Regions from separate parts of the Mus musculus genome. Here region 1 is linked to region 2. The links are chromatin loops, found by intact Hi-C in ENCODE. Cell type or tissue: heart. All regions are shown on one strand. Each heading gives the region's core, and the rest is flanking DNA. Links, peaks and the distances in the headings are about the cores only. Region 1 has its middle 24 kb from the start of Cdkn1c. Region 2 overlaps Kcnq1 (potassium voltage-gated channel, subfamily Q, member 1).

Region 1 (8,330 bases), core at 19-8,018, 69 kb after region 2:
GTTCAAGAAACGGTTCTAAGAGACTGGAGGAAGCCATGCCTCCCTCCCATACACCACCCAGACCACGAATAGCTCTGTCAAAGTGCACAGAGAGGGCAATCCTCTAGAGCTGCAGCTGCAGAAGGGCAACAGAAGCCAATCCCACTCCCTTATCCCCAGATACAAATCCCTCTAACCTCCCCTCAGCCACCAGCCTGGGAACTGTCCTCAAAGCACTCTACCATTCCTGTGTGTCCTAAATGCATGCAAGGGCTTCAGTTATGCAGCACCCAGCTGGCCCGGCTTCCAGAGAGCCCTGCCAAGGCCTGGCACCCTTGCCCCGAGTAGTCCCTCTTGCTGCCAGGAGCAGAGAGGCCTCAGGTCACCACCAGCAGATTGCTTTCTTGCAGCACTCTGGGCCCTGTTCCCCAGGGAGCCAGCCTTATGAGCCATAAAGTCCCGCGGCCTCCAGAATCCACCTGCAGCCATTCCTGCTCTAGGAAACTGAATCCCAGCAGCAGATGACAGCCGAAGGTGGCGGGGCAGAATGCCCATTCAGCCCTCAGAGGAGCCAGCCTGCCAACTCGGCAACTGCTTCCGCACGTAGGACCAGTACCACCAAAACCCTAAGGAAATCCTGGGGCCCACACCAGGAGCAGAGAGGAGTAGGATGTATTTCACCCTGAGACCCAGGACAACAGGGAGCATCGGTAAAGAAGGCAGCTACCTCCAGAACTTCACAGACAGGGCAGCCCAGAGCAGGATTAGGGACTTCCCTGCCCTGCCCCTGCCTTGTGCTATGATCTAGAACTAAGGCTGGGCCCTTATCCACAGGCCTAGTTCCTCTGGAATAGAGCTGAAAAGAGCTAACTCTACCCAGTGTTCAATTCACCATCCTCCCTAAGTGGGCAGATGAATGGAGGAGACCTAGCTCAAAGGCTGCTTACCAGTTGGGCAGGAAGCAGGAGGCTAAAAGAACAGGAGATAAACACAGACTGAAGCCCCTGAGGCACTGCTCACCAGTTGAGGCAGGCCTGGATGCTGAGAAGGTGCCCTTTCTCCATTACCTGCTGGGCTGCCCCTCTAGCTAGATTCCACCCCCAAGTCCCAGGCTCCCAGACTGCCTCTCCTGAGGATTGGGAAAACTGGGCTGGCTGCCTCTCCTCTCAGCTCTTCTGTGAGGCTGATGGTCCTGCAGCCATACCTGTCCACTCTAGATACCCTGAAAAGAGAACCCTGTGGGTAAGAGGTAGGAAGCAGGGACTTGAAACCCTGGGAAGAACCCAGTCAAGGCCTGGCACCCTGTTCTCTACCTACTGCAGTCCTGACTTGCCCAATGCCACCACCTCAGACCAAATTGCCCCTTCCTTCCTTCTCTATTTGCCAAACTCCTGACCATCCTACAGAACTGAACACAAAGCCTTCCAATGTGGCTCTAGACTCCCTGCTTTCAGCAGATATCATCCTCTATAGATAAAGTAGTATCCTCGAACAGATGACAGGGATAGTTGACAAGGAGAACCCTTGGAGATCAAGGAATGCTGACATGCAGGAAGCCAGCTCAAACTGGATGCAAGAACCCCTGAAGACAACTACCAAGGGGCTGTGGTCACTCACATCCTTGAGCACACCAGACTGTTTTCTGGAGGCCTGAGACCTGGCTGGTCAAGAGTAGGAGGTGCCTAGTATGGGCAAAGAGGAACTGGCTCTCCCTGTTCTCCACCAGCCCTACTGCCAGGACCATAGCTCTACTACACAGAGCAAAGCCCCCTATACCATTCCCATATAGGATCCCCTGTGTGCTCACACCCCAGGGCCCCAGACACCAAATACACCCAGGATCCTTGTTACACAAACTCCACACCCAGCAAGCATCCAGTTCATTATTGTTATTTTGTGTGTCATTATTCAGATGTAAGTGCACACATATGTTCCGGATGCACAATATGTGTATATGTGTGTGAGAGCCGGATGTCAACCTTGAATGCCGTTCCTTGGTCTGTCCACTATGTTTTTTTTTTTTTTCTTTTTCAGACAGGGTCTCACATGGGCCTGGAGCCTATCAAGTAGGCTAGGCTAGGGACTGAAGACAGGTCTTCATGCTCTCAAGACAAAGACTTAATGACTGAGCTATTTCCCCAGTTCTTTATCATCGTCATTTTTATTTATTAATTATTCTACTGCAAGGCCATGTCCAGCCTAGTCTATGATTTACTTTGTTACTCCCCTCCCCCCCATTCTCCGCCATCCTCCCTTATGGCCTCCCTCCCATTGTTTCCCAGAGTTTCTGCTTCTATTTTCCTACCATCAGTGCATACATGACTTTATGTCATCTCTGAAGTCTAGGACCCACAAAGGACACTTGCCACATTTGTCTTTCTGAGACTGACAGCTCACTTGATGTGATTGGCTCCTGTTGAATACATTTTCTTTCAAACCACCTCACTTCATTCTTTTCTGCAACTAGGGGGGAAAAAAGTCCCATTGTATATATAAACCACCTTCTCTGTACTCAGGCACCTTTTCTCACATACCTAGGCTGCCCCCATACCTCAGCCATTATGCATAATGCCGTGATGAGCGGCAACGTGCAGGTAGGTATCTTGGTGATGTGTTGACTTAGAGGCCTTTGGGTAAATAACCAGGAGTGTATAGTTGGGTCATATGGAAAACCCGTTGTTAGTTTTTTGACAAACCTTCATACTGATTTCTAGAGTGGCTGGACTAGTTTCGTTCCCCGCCAGCAGTGTAGTGTACAAGGGAACTCTTTTCTACAGCCTGGCCAGTGTTTGTTATTGTTCTTGATGACTGCCATTCAGATCAGACCGGAGTCAGATGGAATCCCAATGTAGCTGGAGTATGCCCACATGCAGGACACCCCAGGATGTCACTCTTCATGTGCCTGTCCACCCTGTCTTTCATTGACCTAAAGCTAGCAGATCAGGCTAGGATGGCTGGGCCCTGTTTTCACCTGTCCAGTGTGGGATTACAAACTTGGGCTACCTTTTTTAAAAAAAATGGGTTCTGGGGATTGAACTCATATCTTTATGCAAATGGAGTCATCTCCCCAACCCTTGAGCGTGCCTTTTATTTGCACTTCCCCGGTAACTAGTGAAAGCAAGCAATGCTGTGTGTGTTATTAGCCATTCGTTCCTCGTCCCTTAAGCACTGAACGCTCGCTCATTCTACTAGTCTGTTCCATTGAGTGGCTTCTGCTTTCACGGTTAGCTTCTTGAGTTCTCTATAGATATCAATCCCCACAAACAGGAGAGTCTTAAACCTTGCTGTCACAGGATGCCTGGGGATGCCCCACAAGGCAGGTCCCCCGCCGCTGCCAGGACCTGCTGACTGGGCCTGTCCTGGCCATCTCACCCATGTTGACCAGGCCTGAAGCTATTTATCCCTTCATCCACCTTAGTGTCAGGTGCCACTCTCCCCACTCCCCAATCCCAGGCTGCTCTCCCAGCTCCTCAGGGGGCAGGGCTTCTCCAGCCTGTGCACACAGACTGAAAGGCCTGGGTGGGAGTTCCATGGCTCCAGGCCCAGCGTCTCTTCTCCACCTCACACTCAGCAAGCCTCAGGATGCCACCTATCGCCCCTCCCCCATCTCTGCAATGCCAAGATTACAAATATGGGCCACTATCCTAGCTTCTCCCACCCCCACCTAACATGAGTTCAAGAGATAGAACTCACATCTTCATGCAAACTAAGCCATTATCTTCCCCATCCCCACTGTGGGTTTTCTTTGCACTTCTGAACAAATCTTCAGACGTTTATAGGCCCACAGGTAGGGATGGTCCCAGACATCACTGATAAGAGAACCACAACCCCTTGGCATACCTATGGTTCAATGCCAGGCTGTGCCAGGAACTGCCACGTGCCCATATACCCTCACATCTCTGAACACCCTTGTCTAATCTCTGAGGAGACAAGTTGATAGGCAATTCTGAGTAGTGCCCGTGAAATCTTCCATCTGGTCTAGGTTTGTCCTTCCAACACTGCCTGCCAATCCTGCATCGCAGCTGGTTCTTAGTGATCACCCAGGCCCTACCTGCCTCTCTCCAGCATCCCAGGATGGAATCCAAGGTCTCATGTCTTTTCTGCTCACCCCAGGATGAGCCATGAACCCTTTTCCTCCTGTTGGCCCCCTACTTGAAAATCCTCACCACCTCTAAACTGAGCCACACATAGTCCTCGCCCAGAATTAGCACCCACAGCACTCCCATTTGCCCACGTTGGGAAACTGAGGCCCACATGCAGCCTCACACTGTTCCCTCCTCACACAGTGCAAGTCATGGGATGTGCTGTGGAAACCCCATTTAAGGATCTCCAGTGTCTGCACCACACTGTAGAAAGTCCGGGACCTTGTAAGGCCTATAAGAGACAGGAGACCCGGGGTCCTTGCAATCCTGGTCTGCACTCTGAGGCTTCCCAGATCACCTGGCAACTCCAGCACTCTGGACCTCCTTGGTGCTGAAGGCAGAAGACTCTGGCCCTTATGGCTACTTGGGCTCAGAGACTGATTGATCTGTGCAGGTGGCTATCCTGGGTGTTCCCAGCACCTCAAGTCCCAGACCAACCCCTGTAGGGCTTCTGCAGGTATTGGGGCATCTGCCACCTGAGGAACTCGCAAGGCCCTGCTGGGCTAAGGGGCCGGCCTGGCCTATGCTGGAGGCCGCGGTGCAACGTCGGGTGCAGGCGCCACACCGGGGTCACGGGCCTCGGGGTGCCGGGTCCGGCCTGGGCCGCCGGGGGCCACGGTGGGGGCGCAGGCCGGGGTCGGGGGTCCGGCGAGCTTTAATGCGCAGACAAAGCCTCATTTGCAGGTCAATGCCGCGGCACACTCGCCTCTCCCCTCGCCCGGCGCCCTTTGTCCGGCCGCGCCCGCTCCTCGCGCCAGATGGCCGCGGAAATGCTAATTTCGGGCGCCCCCCGCCCCCCCGCGTTTAATTGCGCCTCCGCAGATGGGCCGCGAGTGTGCCGGCCATGTAGATGAGCGCGGCCAGGCCAGGACGCGGGGCTAAGGGGCTGCGGGACTTCGGGAGTGGGGGAGGGGACTGGGGGAGGGGGAGGGAAAGGAGAAGGGTGGGGGAATGAAGGGGAGAGAAAGTGGGGAGGGGCTGGTGGGGGAAGGGAGGGAATGAGAGTGGGGGAGGGGCGCTGCCCCACCCCCCAGCGCGCCGCCGGGCACGGGCGAGCACCCAGCGGGCCCGGCGCGGGAAGCGGGCTTTTCTCTTTTCATTTCTCCAAAATGGGATCTTAAGTGACTCTGAATGAAAACAAATTGGCCCGCTTTCTTCTCCAAACAGACTGCGCGCGGGGCGGTGGGGGAGGCGGGCGGTGGGGACACGGGACCCCCTGCCGGGCAGGCCCTCGGCCTGCGCCCTTCGGCCCAGGCCTGACTGCCGCGGCTGCAGATGTGGGTCTCCCATACCTGGGAGCCCCCCAGGGCCCCACCTTGCAATTAAGCAGAAATTGGCCTCCGCCTCCCCCACGCCCAAACTATTTTCCAGGCTGGTTGGGCAAACACTATGTGGGTAGAAGAGATGGGGTGTCAGCCTCACCTCCTGTAGCCTTACCAAGGTGAACGACAGCAGGACTGGGCTAAGTTGCCTGAACAGAATGCACTTATGGATCGATAGGTGGGTACAGAGATGGATGGTGCCTGAGTAGGTGGGTGGATAATGGGAAGCCAGATGGATGAGTGGGTTGATGTTTAGGTAGATGGTAGATGAATATATGGACGAATGCATAAAAGAATAGATTAGTATTGAGTGAAAAAATAAATGGGTAAAATGAGTGAATGGATGGATGGATAGATGGATGAATAGATGGGTAAATAGATGGGTGGATGGATGGTGGGTAAGTGAAAGTGACTGCCAAGTGCCCTTGTGGTGTATGACCATTTGCTAGCACGATGTCAAACCAGCCTCAGAACACCATACAACCCTGATCTTCCATGGGTCAGACAGCTCCACTCCCTTTCTCAGGACATGACATTAATCCTTTAGTGGGCATGTTTCTGTCATCTGTTCAAGAAAAAGTGGATCCTAATTATTGCACTGGCCCAGTCTGAAGTCAGTTGATATGGGAGGTCTGGTCCAATTGCACCCAGAATTCAGTTTGTCTTGCAAGGCCTTCTCTCCTGGCCTGGGGCCAGGCTGAAGCTCCTGTCCCCCAGTCCCTCCTTCCTGCAGCCTGGGCTGGCTAAATCCCATCCTGCCTCCACACACCTAGCCATTAGACTCCTCTCCTCCTGCACCTCCTCCCTGCTATCCTTTGAACATCCTGGCCTGTGGTCAGGGACCTCATTCTTTGTCATACCTACCTCCCTTGGCTCCTGCCTGGAGGAGTATCCTGTCCCCAAGGACTCTGCTGACCCTCAGTGTTAACCCTAAAAGCTCCTGCCAACCGTAACACCAGGTGGGTAGGAGATAGCTCATAGAAAATGCACAGCCAAGAGACATCATGGAAGTTTTCAAGGCAAAAAAATGAAAGTTGTTTCCTGTTAGTGTAGAATTCACAGACCTCCTTTGACCTTCTGTCCAGCCCTTGCAGTCCCTTCAACAGCCAGAGGTGCCTTCTTCCTTCTGGGGGCCTATTCAGTAATGCCAGACCCCATGCCTGCCTCGTCTTGGATAGACAGCCTGGCCTGGGCCTCTATGGACACTTGTAGCTGCAATACATATAGAAAGGCAGAGCTTCTGGGAAATGTTCTCTTCCTCCTCATATTGTCACTTCTCCACAGAAGCTTCTAAACCTGCCACCTGGAAGGTGACCTTTTCCTAATACCCTTCTGGGTGGTGGGCATCTCCAATTCTGTTTGTTTGTTTGTTTGTTTGTTTGTTCATTCATTCATTCATTCATTCATTCATTCATTCATGTGTGCATACATTAGGAGTGTATATAAATGCCTACTGGGGCCAGAGGTTGTTGTCAGGTGCCTTCCTCTATCACACTCCACCTTGTCTTTTAAATATATTTACTTAAAAGAAAAAAAAAATCAGGAAAAATTCAGAACTAGACCACTGCCCTCCTAAGAGTTTTCAAGTATTAAGAAAAAAAAAACTTTTTTTTTTTGGTTGTTTGGGTTGTTGTTGCTGCTGCTACTTTATCACACAACAGTGTTGCTACCACGGAGAATTTGAAGCTACCAACACAGACTCATGAGACGAAGGGAGCTAGTGGAAACCAGAGAAGGAAAAAAAACTGAGGAGGACACAGACCAGTGAGCAGCTTTGGGAGTCACAGGTGGCTCTGACTGAGGAAGAATGCCAAGCCTAGTTTGGAGGTGGCTATCTGGTCAACCGTCTTGGCTTCGAGGGAAAAGAAGACCTGTAAGAGTGGAGGGACCTCACTGCAGCCTCCAAAGCAAATCTTTGCTTCCCATTCCTAGGAGGGTGTGTCCCCTGACTTCCACTTGGTCTCTTCTGGAGGACTTGCTGTCTGTGGTGACTTGAGAAGACAGGAGACTTTAGTGCCTAGAATAGGGACAATCCAATACTCCTAGCAACCATTATGGACATTGTTTATTTGAAAGATCATTGCTACCACATATTAGGTTTAAGGCCACTCAGATGTACAGCACCAATGTAGTACTACTGCTATGGTATTCCTCATGATACATCATGGGGAGTGGCTGGCATTGCAGGGCTTTCAGTTGCATCAGTAGAACATCTTGCATGCCAAGATGACAGAGTCAGCTGCGGTGGCTCCCTGTGTGTCTGCAGCAGTATCACTCTGCCACCCCCCATCCTGGCTCCTCCCTGCTCCCCAGGTATAAGTAACTGTGGTGTTAGGACTAGCCTCTGCATCGACCTTTCCACCTAAGACCCACCTGACTTTTAGAGGCAAAGACCTCACACAGAATTTGGAGCTCACTGATCCGCTAGACTATGTAACAAATTCACTCCACACAGCTGCCTGTCTCCACAGGCCCCAGGGCAACAAGTGCATCCCAGCAGTTCTACTGAATCTTAGATTCTAGCAGACCACCGGTTAGGTGCTTTATTGAGCCACATTTCGAATGTTCTGTTTCTAACACTCTCATATTCTGGGCCTCTTAAACATCTCATTGTGGTTAAAGATTTCCAGTTTGAACAGTTGCAGAGACTGCCGGGATATACACCTGGAATCCCAGCATTTAGGAGGCTGAGGCAAGAGGACCTTAAGCTAGAGACTGCCCTGGCCTACATAGTGAGTTCCAGGTCAGTTTTCACAACATACCAAGACCTACCCTCAAAGAGAACAAAGAGCCCAACATTTGAGAGGGAGAAGTAGGAGAATCAAGAGCTCCAGGAAACCTGGCCTTCCTCAAACCCTGCCTCACAAAAGACAAAAGAAGGGGCTTC
Region 2 (8,330 bases), core at 322-8,321:
GCATTCATCCCACCCCACTCCCCAGCTACCCCTTCCCCATCTCCTGCTCCCTAGGCTCCTGAGCCCACACCCACAGCCCATACCCCTGACTTTGTGCTTTACCCCATAGAAAAGAGCAAAGACCGTGGCAGTAACACCATCGGTGCCCGTCTGAACAGGGTGGAAGACAAGGTAGGTTCCTGCTTCAGCTCTGTCAGCTTTAATTGCCACCATCCTCGGCCAGTGCAGTATCCCAAGTGCCCCCGCTTAGCTCCACACCCCTCTGACCTCCTCCGTGAAGTTCTTGAGAAGGAGTGTGCACAGTGGCTGGGCCAAAACACTTCACAGTTGTGTGCCTGCAAAGTCAGAGACCTGCCTATTGGCTGCTTCTGCCTGGTGTCCCAAGGCCTGTGGCCCTGCCGCTGCCCTGGGAAGGTAGGAGTGAGATTGCAGAGCCAGATGCACTGAAGTCTTAAACATGACCTAGCTTTCCCCCTCCACTCCTTACCCTTAGAGCTCTAAGAGCCTCCTGGCTGTGTCTTAGCCAGGAGGTGGCTGCAGCCAGATTCACACGGGCCTCCCCATAAGCCAATTGTCTAAGGTCCTTGCTTTGGGTAAGCCAAACCTTCAGAAGATGCAGAACCTGGCTGGGGTGGATTCCTGGATGGTGTCAGCTTCTACTTATCCTGGACCTGGCTGGTGAGGAAGATCCAGCTTGAGTTAGTGTGCTAGGCTCCTCTGTCTCTGCCCGGCCAGGCTATTTTTAGTATCCACTACTGTAGGCTCCCATGTACAGTAGAGTGCATACCCTGTAGAGTGCTACCGTTCCGCATACTCTGGCTGCCGACAATCTTATGCTATCAGAATGTCACAGCTGGTATTAGCTAGGCAAATAGGCTCCTCCATTGCCCCCTACCTTCTGTGCCCACCACCCTACCTTTCATGAGCCACTGGAAGCTCTGGATCATAGGGGGACTTTTCTTGGGCACATGGTACAATCCACTGCTGGTCTTCGAAGTCTCTGCGGTTTGAGGTGTGCTGTTATCTTGCCAGACAACTTGAGTCTGTGTACATGGATTTTATCTGAACATAACTAGGAAGCTAAAAATAGTGGAATTTCAGTTGAGTGGTGAGTGTGGTTGCTGCTGGGTTGCTCTAGCAACATTTGCCTCTGACTCTCAATATGAGCTGCAACTGGGAAGGTAGGCAAAAGATAGTCTGGCCCACATAGGATAAGGCTTTGAAGACTCCCTACGCTTTGTTGACACAAATGCCTACTGTCTCCAGTGCCAGATAATTTCTCCACCACAAATTTCTACCCCATTCTAACTGTTCCAGCTTTCTCCTTCTGCTCATTACCTATAGTACAGGCTACCCCTCAAACCCAGACCAGAAACCTGTTATCTCTTCTAAGTGACAGAAGATGATTGTTAATAGCTCCTAAAATCAGTGTCCCCTTTCCAGACTCAATATATGACTGACTAGCAGCAGTCTAGGGTTTAAGAGCAGGTCACAGCTTTATATGACTAAGGTGGAGCTTGTACTGGCCCAGGAGCAGGAGCAGGGACAGGGGCAGAAGTACATGCCAGTACTTCATCAGGTCAGGACAACAAAGGGCTGGTTTTCCAGAGTCCATGGTTTCTGGGAGCAAAGTTTAGGAACAAAGCTAGGCCGATCCTCAGAGGTCCTGGTGACCTTGACCCTGTCTGGGCTCTGAGCCAGGTTGTCAAGAATGCTGGAATCCTGCAGCAAACACCTAATGGGCACCACTCTCACTTTCACTCCCTACCTCAAGATGGTTAAGATGGAGGAGTGGGTCCTCTGCCAAGGCCATGGTCACACTGAACCAAGGCTCCTCCCAGGGCTCTAGCCTGGACCCCCACTGTACATCAAGAGGCTGTCAAGATGCACTGACCCAAACAGCCCATGGCAGCCTGCCCAGTCCCTCCCTTGTCCGGGACCACTGCCCCCTGTGGGGACAGACCCTGGGAAAGAGCTTTGTTGGGCCCAGAGGGCACGATGGCATGGCCGGGCCCCACGTTATCACAGTTATCAACGTAACCATCGGGACCAGAAACAACCCAAGCGCAATCCTGCTGACCTTGGGAAGTAGGGGACAGGAAATCCCTGGGAGCCCAGCAGTCCCAGAGCAGAGCCAGTGCCAGCCAGCCTGGCTGAGCCCAGCCAGAGCCCCTGGGCTTCCCTGCTGACAGCCCCTCCCTCCCACCCCTCCAGGCCAGCTACAGACTGGCCAAAGTCAAGTCTTTAGTGCCCAGCAACTTGCCTAGCTCAGCTTAGTCCCTCAGCTGTGAAGTGTATCCCACCATAGTCTGCCCACATCACAGGGACTGAACCCCACTTACAAACACCTGGACCCCATGGAAGGAGAGGATCAAGCTAAGGACCAAAGATATTGAGTGTGTCTACTTGTAAGGGATTCTTAGGGGAGGCCAGCTGGTTCCTGACCAGGAGTTCCCTAAGGTGCCAGCCAGGCTGGCTGAGCCCAGCCAGAGTTCCCTAAGGTGCCAGCCAGGAATTCATACCAGGGAGAGCATACCCATAGGCTCCCTTCCTGTAGCCATTATACACTCTCAGCTTTTGTCGTAGATTATGGATTGTTTTGTTCTAGAAATCAGGCAGTCTCCTGTCACGCAGTTAGTTATACAAAGAGCTGGTCCTGATGGCAGTCACAGATGTGAGTAAGAGAAGAACATTTCAGAAGTGTGATAGTCCTTTGGTAAGGAGGCTAGAATCAACTCTGAGAGCCAAGGCTGGGTGGAGGTGGTGGCCTTGTCCACTGGCTATAGTAGTCAGGACTAGTGGCAATTCAAGATGGTACAAGCCACCTTGTCATCCCTGTAATAGGAACCCCGGAGTTCTGGTTCCGGCACCCCTCTTCTGTTCCCTGGCCTGCCTCGGCTTCCCTATGGTTCCCTGTCTCTCTGCAGAACTCCCACCCACCTCTTACCCGTGGTGTTCTTAGATCTTCTTGGACCTGGACCTGCTGCAGTGTTTATTTTACAAGCCAAGCTCACACTGTCGGGCTGATATGCAGAGCACAGTGGGGCCAAGAGACTGACTTTCTTGTTTTCTGCAGGAAATGTTTGTGGCTTGAAGCCGGACACAGGGGCACTCTGGTTTCCAGACCCTGTCCACAGGGCATCTGGGGGCAGGGAGCATGGGTTGGAGGGAGAGGCCCCAGTGCCCAGCATTTCTGCCTAGTTCTGTCCTAGAAGCCAGGCCATGCATACTTATTTCCTGTTAGAGGATACCACCCAGCCTCCAATACCTGCCTTTCAGGGTCCGCTTCTATCCATGAGGCTTACAAGCTGCACCATGAGACCTTGTCATCCCAGGCCGATCCCTGGGCCCTGCTCCATCCTTGCTCTCCAGCTGAGTATTTGCTAAGCCCAGGTCTTCATGTTCTCTGCCTGGGGAATTATTACATAGATATCACTGCAGACTTCCCGACCTCATCTCTCACATCCCACATAAGTCTCAAATGCTGCCCAAATCCAGGTGATCCTACTCTGCCATCTTTGCTGAGTCATGGTGTCTCACAGGTTAAGTAGTGAGGTGTTCCCACCCATCCTACATCCTGGAATACTTTCTGTGAGTCTCTCTCTCTCTCTCTCTCTCTCTCTCTCTCATTTGTTAGAATTTCAAGGCAAAGCCATCCAGGCTGCAGTTTCCTCCGTGAGAATACTTTTAACTACTAATTACAGGGTCTGAGGTTCATGAACTACTAGGGCTCTTTATTTCTTCTTGTGTCAGTTTTGATAAGCAGCAGAGCTGAGGAGTTTGTACTTTTTATCTTGGTTTTCAATTTGTTGCTGTTTACTTGGTGTCGGCGGCTTCTGTCTTTTGCCCCTGCTCCCCATTGTCATTTATCAACGCTGGCCCCATTTCCCACGGCAGCCCAGCCTGCCATGCATTCTCCAGTTTTACTGCTATTTTCACCAAACTTTTGGCTTTGTGGATCTTCCCGCCTGTGGGTTTTTATCTTGCTTATTCTAGTCTGTTTATCTCTCTTTCTTTCTAATCACTTGGCCTTAATATGTTTTCCCTCCCTCTAACTTCTTAAGCTAGATAATTATTAATCTCCAGATTTTCTAGATTTCGAAGCCCGTGAAGCTTTTTTTTTTTTTTTTTTTTTTTGTCTGTAAGCATCACTGGAAAGGCACATGCCACTTTCGTTGAGCCAGAATCTCACTCAGTAGCTCAGTTTGGCCTCAAGGTTGTCCTGCCTTAGCCTCCTTCGTCACAGGGGTGACAGGCACAGGGCCCTGCACCAGGCTCCCCCACACTCCGGACAAGGGAGCTTTACTTTCGCTTTCATCTGCTTATGGTGTATTTTTCTAATCTCCATCACCTCTTGTTTATTCCAAGAGTTATGCCACGGCAGCATAACTATGTGGTTTTCATCATTGTTATTACTGCGGTAGAACTTTCTAGTAACATTGCTTCACTGTCAGAGCAAGTGGTCCTGGGATATCAACCCCTTGGAATGTTTTGAAGGATGTTTTACAGCAAACCATGCGCTGAGCCTTTGTAAGGCGCCCCCGAGTACTTGAAGCATATTCGGCAGTCACTGGATGCAGGGCTGTGTTTACAAGCACCAGAACAAGCTTGTTCATTGTTTCATTCAAATCTTCTCTATCCTCGCTGGAATCTCTTTATCTATTTGATCTATCATTTCCTCGAAGTCACAGGGTGAATTTCTGTTTAGCTTTCTAGGAAAACGGCGGCGAGACTCTTTTCTAAAGTTTTGTTTTTGTTTTGTTTTGTTTTTGCCCTTGTTTTCCCATCAGCAGTGTGTAAACGGCCCACTTTCTCTCAGCCTTGCAACCAGGCGGTATGCTTGGGTTTTCTATTTCAGCCCTGTTAGTGAGTATGTAATGGTATCTCATTGTGGTTTTGATTTGCATTTCCCTAATGACTAATGATGTTGAGCAACTTTTCATGTGCTTATTAGCCATTCATAGTCTTCTCTGGTGAAATGTTTATTCAACTCTCTTGCCCGTTTTCCAATTAGGTACTCCGCTCTATTGTCGAGTGGCAGGAGTTTTTAATATGTTCTGGGTACAAGTCCTCCATCAGACGTATGACTTGCAAATACTTTCTCCTAATCTCCGGCTGTCTTTTCATTTTCTGAATTGTCTTTTAAATCTCAGAAGTTTTTAATTTTAATGAAGTCCAATTTGTCTTTTGTATGGTTCCTGCTTTTGACGATCTTCGATCTCTTTCCCCTATCTGAGGTCATAAACATTTTCTTTTTTTATTTTCATTTTTATTTTTTTCTTCTAGAAATTGTAGAGAGTGAGCTTTTGTATTTAGGCCTAGATTTTTGAGGCAATTTGAGAGTATTCAGTGAGATGAGATCTAAGTTTTTGTTTACTTGGCTTTGTATGTGTGTGTGCTTGTATGTGTGCAGATACACATGTGTGGGGGTGTATATGTGTTTAGAGACCAAAGAAACATTTCAACAGTTGTTTTTCAGAACCATTTATTTTTTGAGAAAAGTTCTCAGATTAACCTGCAGCTCACCAAGTATGCTAGGCTGGCTGGTGAACGAACTCCAGGGACCCACCAGTTTCTTCTTCCCCAACTCCTGGGTTATAAATATGTGCCAGCAATGCCTGACTTTTTTATGTGAGATCTGGGAACTAAGCTCTGATCCTCAGGCTTGCACAGCAAGTACCTTAACAACTGAGCTATCTTCCTAGCCTCTTAAAGGTGTATAGCTCAAGGGCTAAGCATGGTTGGACATGCCTTTAATCCCAGCACTTGGGAGGCAGAGGCAAGCCTATGTCTGTGAGTTCAAGGCCAACCTGGTCTATGTGGTGACTAGGTCAGTCAGGGCTCCATAGTGAGACCTTGTCTCAAACACTAAAAATAAAAGCAAACAAAAGAAGATGTAGGCCAAGCCCAGGCTGACCTCTGACTGGTATCTAATAGTCTTCAATATCTGCCTACCCGCAAGTACCACACAAACAGCTGCTTTTTCATTCACTCGCACAGCACCATTAGTCAAAAAAAAAAAAGATCTTTTATTTGGTCAAACAGCAAAGGCATCTTTCTTAGGAACTAATTAACTAAGCCAAGCATGGTGATGCACACTTTTAATCCCTGTACTTGGGAAACTAATGCAGAAGAGTCAGGAGTTCAAAACCAGACTCAAGCATATACAAAGTTTAAAGTCAGCCTGGGCTACCTCAAAAAAAAAAAAAATCCATTTACCATAAATGTATGGGTTTCTTTGTGGACCTTCATTCCCGTTCTCTTGGTCCATATGCTCCATGGTCTCTTGATTATCGGATCTTTACAGTAAGTTTTGAAATTGAGTAGTGAAAATATTCTGATTTTTTTTCTCCTACCCTGGTCTGATACCTAGATATTTTCATCTGAATTTTTAGATGAACTTGTATTTTTTTTTTCTTTAAAAGAGAAATTGGGGGTAGAAAAGGCAGGCAGGTAGGGTGGTGGGCTTCTGGGATTTTCTGTTGAATCTATGGATCCATTTGGGTAAACAGACATCTTAGACCATGAATATGCTATCTCTGTTTTACTTCCTCCAGTTCTTGGGAGGTGAGGTTATGACAAGGTTTGTTTTTGTTTTTTTTTTCCTCTGTAGCTCAGGCTAGCCTGGAACTAGTTAGCTATACTGTGAAATTAAAAATCCACCTGCCTCAGCCAAAGTCTGGGATTAGAAATTTTGATAATTTTTTTGTAGTTTGTGTACATTTTGTGTATTGTTGTTGTTGTTGTTAACTTCACTTCTGTTTTATTCACCATACAACTGCTAATGGGATTAGTTTTTTTTGTTTTTTGTTTTTTGGTTTTTTTTCTTAATTTCACTTTGGGATTGTATGTTACTGGAGCTAGAAACTCAATCTTTGGCCGGTCTGGGAAAGTCCAAACTTGCTATTCTTAGTCTTCATGTTTTGTTCTTGCTGTTGATTCTGTTAGATTTTCCACTCCTGCTACAGATAATGAAGGCAAACTTACTTCTTCCCCTCCGGTCCCAATGCCTTTCATTTCCTTCCTTCCCTCCTTCCTGCTCTCGCCGCCTTCCCACCACCCTTGCCCTAGCTTGAACGTCAGTAATATGTAGGAATGACTAGAGACTCTCCTGGGAGAAGGCCTCCTGTCACCTGTCATTAAGGATGAGGATGGCTTTGGAGTTCTCATCAATGCTCCCTGTGAGTTCAGGATGTTCTCCTATGCTGAGTGCACTAAGAGCTGAGCAAAAGTAAATGTGCATTTTCCCCAGCTGTCCTTTCTGAGTCTATCAAGGTGACCATGTGATATTTAACCCCTTATTCTATTAATACAGTATGATATAGTAACTAATTTTGGGGGTGCTAAATTAATCTCACGTTCCTGGGATACACCCCATTTGGTCATGGTAGATGAAGGATTTTTTTTTTTTAATTTTGCAGGGCTCGGGTTGTTATACTGTGGTAAGAACATTACTATTTATGTATATAAAGATATATATATACACACACACATACATACACACACACACAATACAATACACACATACAATGAGAGGGGGAACTAGGGGTTAATACAGAGTCTCCTTATATAGTCTATCCCAGGCTGGCCTGGAACTTACTGTGTAACCCAAGCTGATCTCAAACTCACTATGATCCTCCTGATTTTGCCCCCCACATACTGAGATTCCAGGACCACCATGCCTGGCTTGTATCTATAGTCATAAAGGATATTGTACTTTGTGTTCTTTATGTGTGTGTGTATCTGTCTGTCTGTCTGTCTGTCTGTCTGTCTCTGTCTCTCTCTCTCTCTGTGTCTGTCTCTGTCTGTCTGTCTGTCTCTCTCTCTCTTTCTCTCTCTCTCTCTCTCTGTGTATGTGTGTGTGTGTTGTGCATATGTGGGTTTTAAAAATACAATCAGCAGTTTTATCTACTTCTTTCTCACACCCGCTGCCTTGTCTGAGGTGCCTGATTTCATTCCCTCTCCTGTTGCTACACATATGGGCATACATCCAGCCTGGCCTTTCAGTCCTAGACTCGGAGATTTTCCAGACCACTCAGATGATAAGAGTTTGAGCTCTAATCAGAGCTGTAACTAGCTTGAGGATGTAACTTCCCAGGGCAAAAACTGTTCCCTTCCTCTTAACAGTTAAAGCCATCTTGACAGTCTTCTCAGGGAGTGGGCTAATTTTGTTGACTTTCCCATTGAGCTATTTGAAGGTCTGAGCTTGCTGACAGTTTCTGCCTTGAGACTCCCAGGTTCTAATGGCCAGAGTCACTAGGAAGATTGTAGAATCTAAAGCTCGTGGTGCATAGCTGCCTTTGGGAAGCTCTTACCTCAGTCTCTAGTGT

What was found. A loop is a pair of places that touch in the nucleus more often than their neighbours do. Peaks named below come from ENCODE experiments on the same cell type or tissue, not always from the same donor. Only the 100,000 strongest peaks of a DNase experiment are listed, where the experiment ranks them.
Region 1: it touches region 2 in a loop (1.9-fold over the local background); 3 of 42 quality-filtered maps call a loop at or near these places.

The regions. Positions count from the first base shown.
Region 1 is chr7:143,433,157-143,441,486 of GRCm38, forward strand. No RefSeq gene overlaps it. Among named protein-coding and RNA genes, the nearest start is that of Cdkn1c, 24 kb to the right of the region's middle. In heart, for the core only: no CTCF peak of the experiment used is centred there; a DNase peak (open chromatin) is centred at 305; H3K4me3 peaks cover 1,864 bases; H3K27ac peaks cover 1,840 bases; H3K27me3 peaks cover 1,619 bases.
Region 2 is chr7:143,363,524-143,371,853 of GRCm38, forward strand. Kcnq1 (potassium voltage-gated channel, subfamily Q, member 1) reads left to right here. Exons shown (of 16, transcript NM_008434.2): 15 at 110-171. Among named protein-coding and RNA genes, the nearest start is that of 4933417O13Rik, 37 kb to the left of the region's middle. In heart, for the core only: no CTCF peak of the experiment used is centred there; DNase peaks (open chromatin) are centred at 1,930 and 4,268; H3K4me3 peaks cover 1,115 bases; H3K27ac peaks cover 5,870 bases.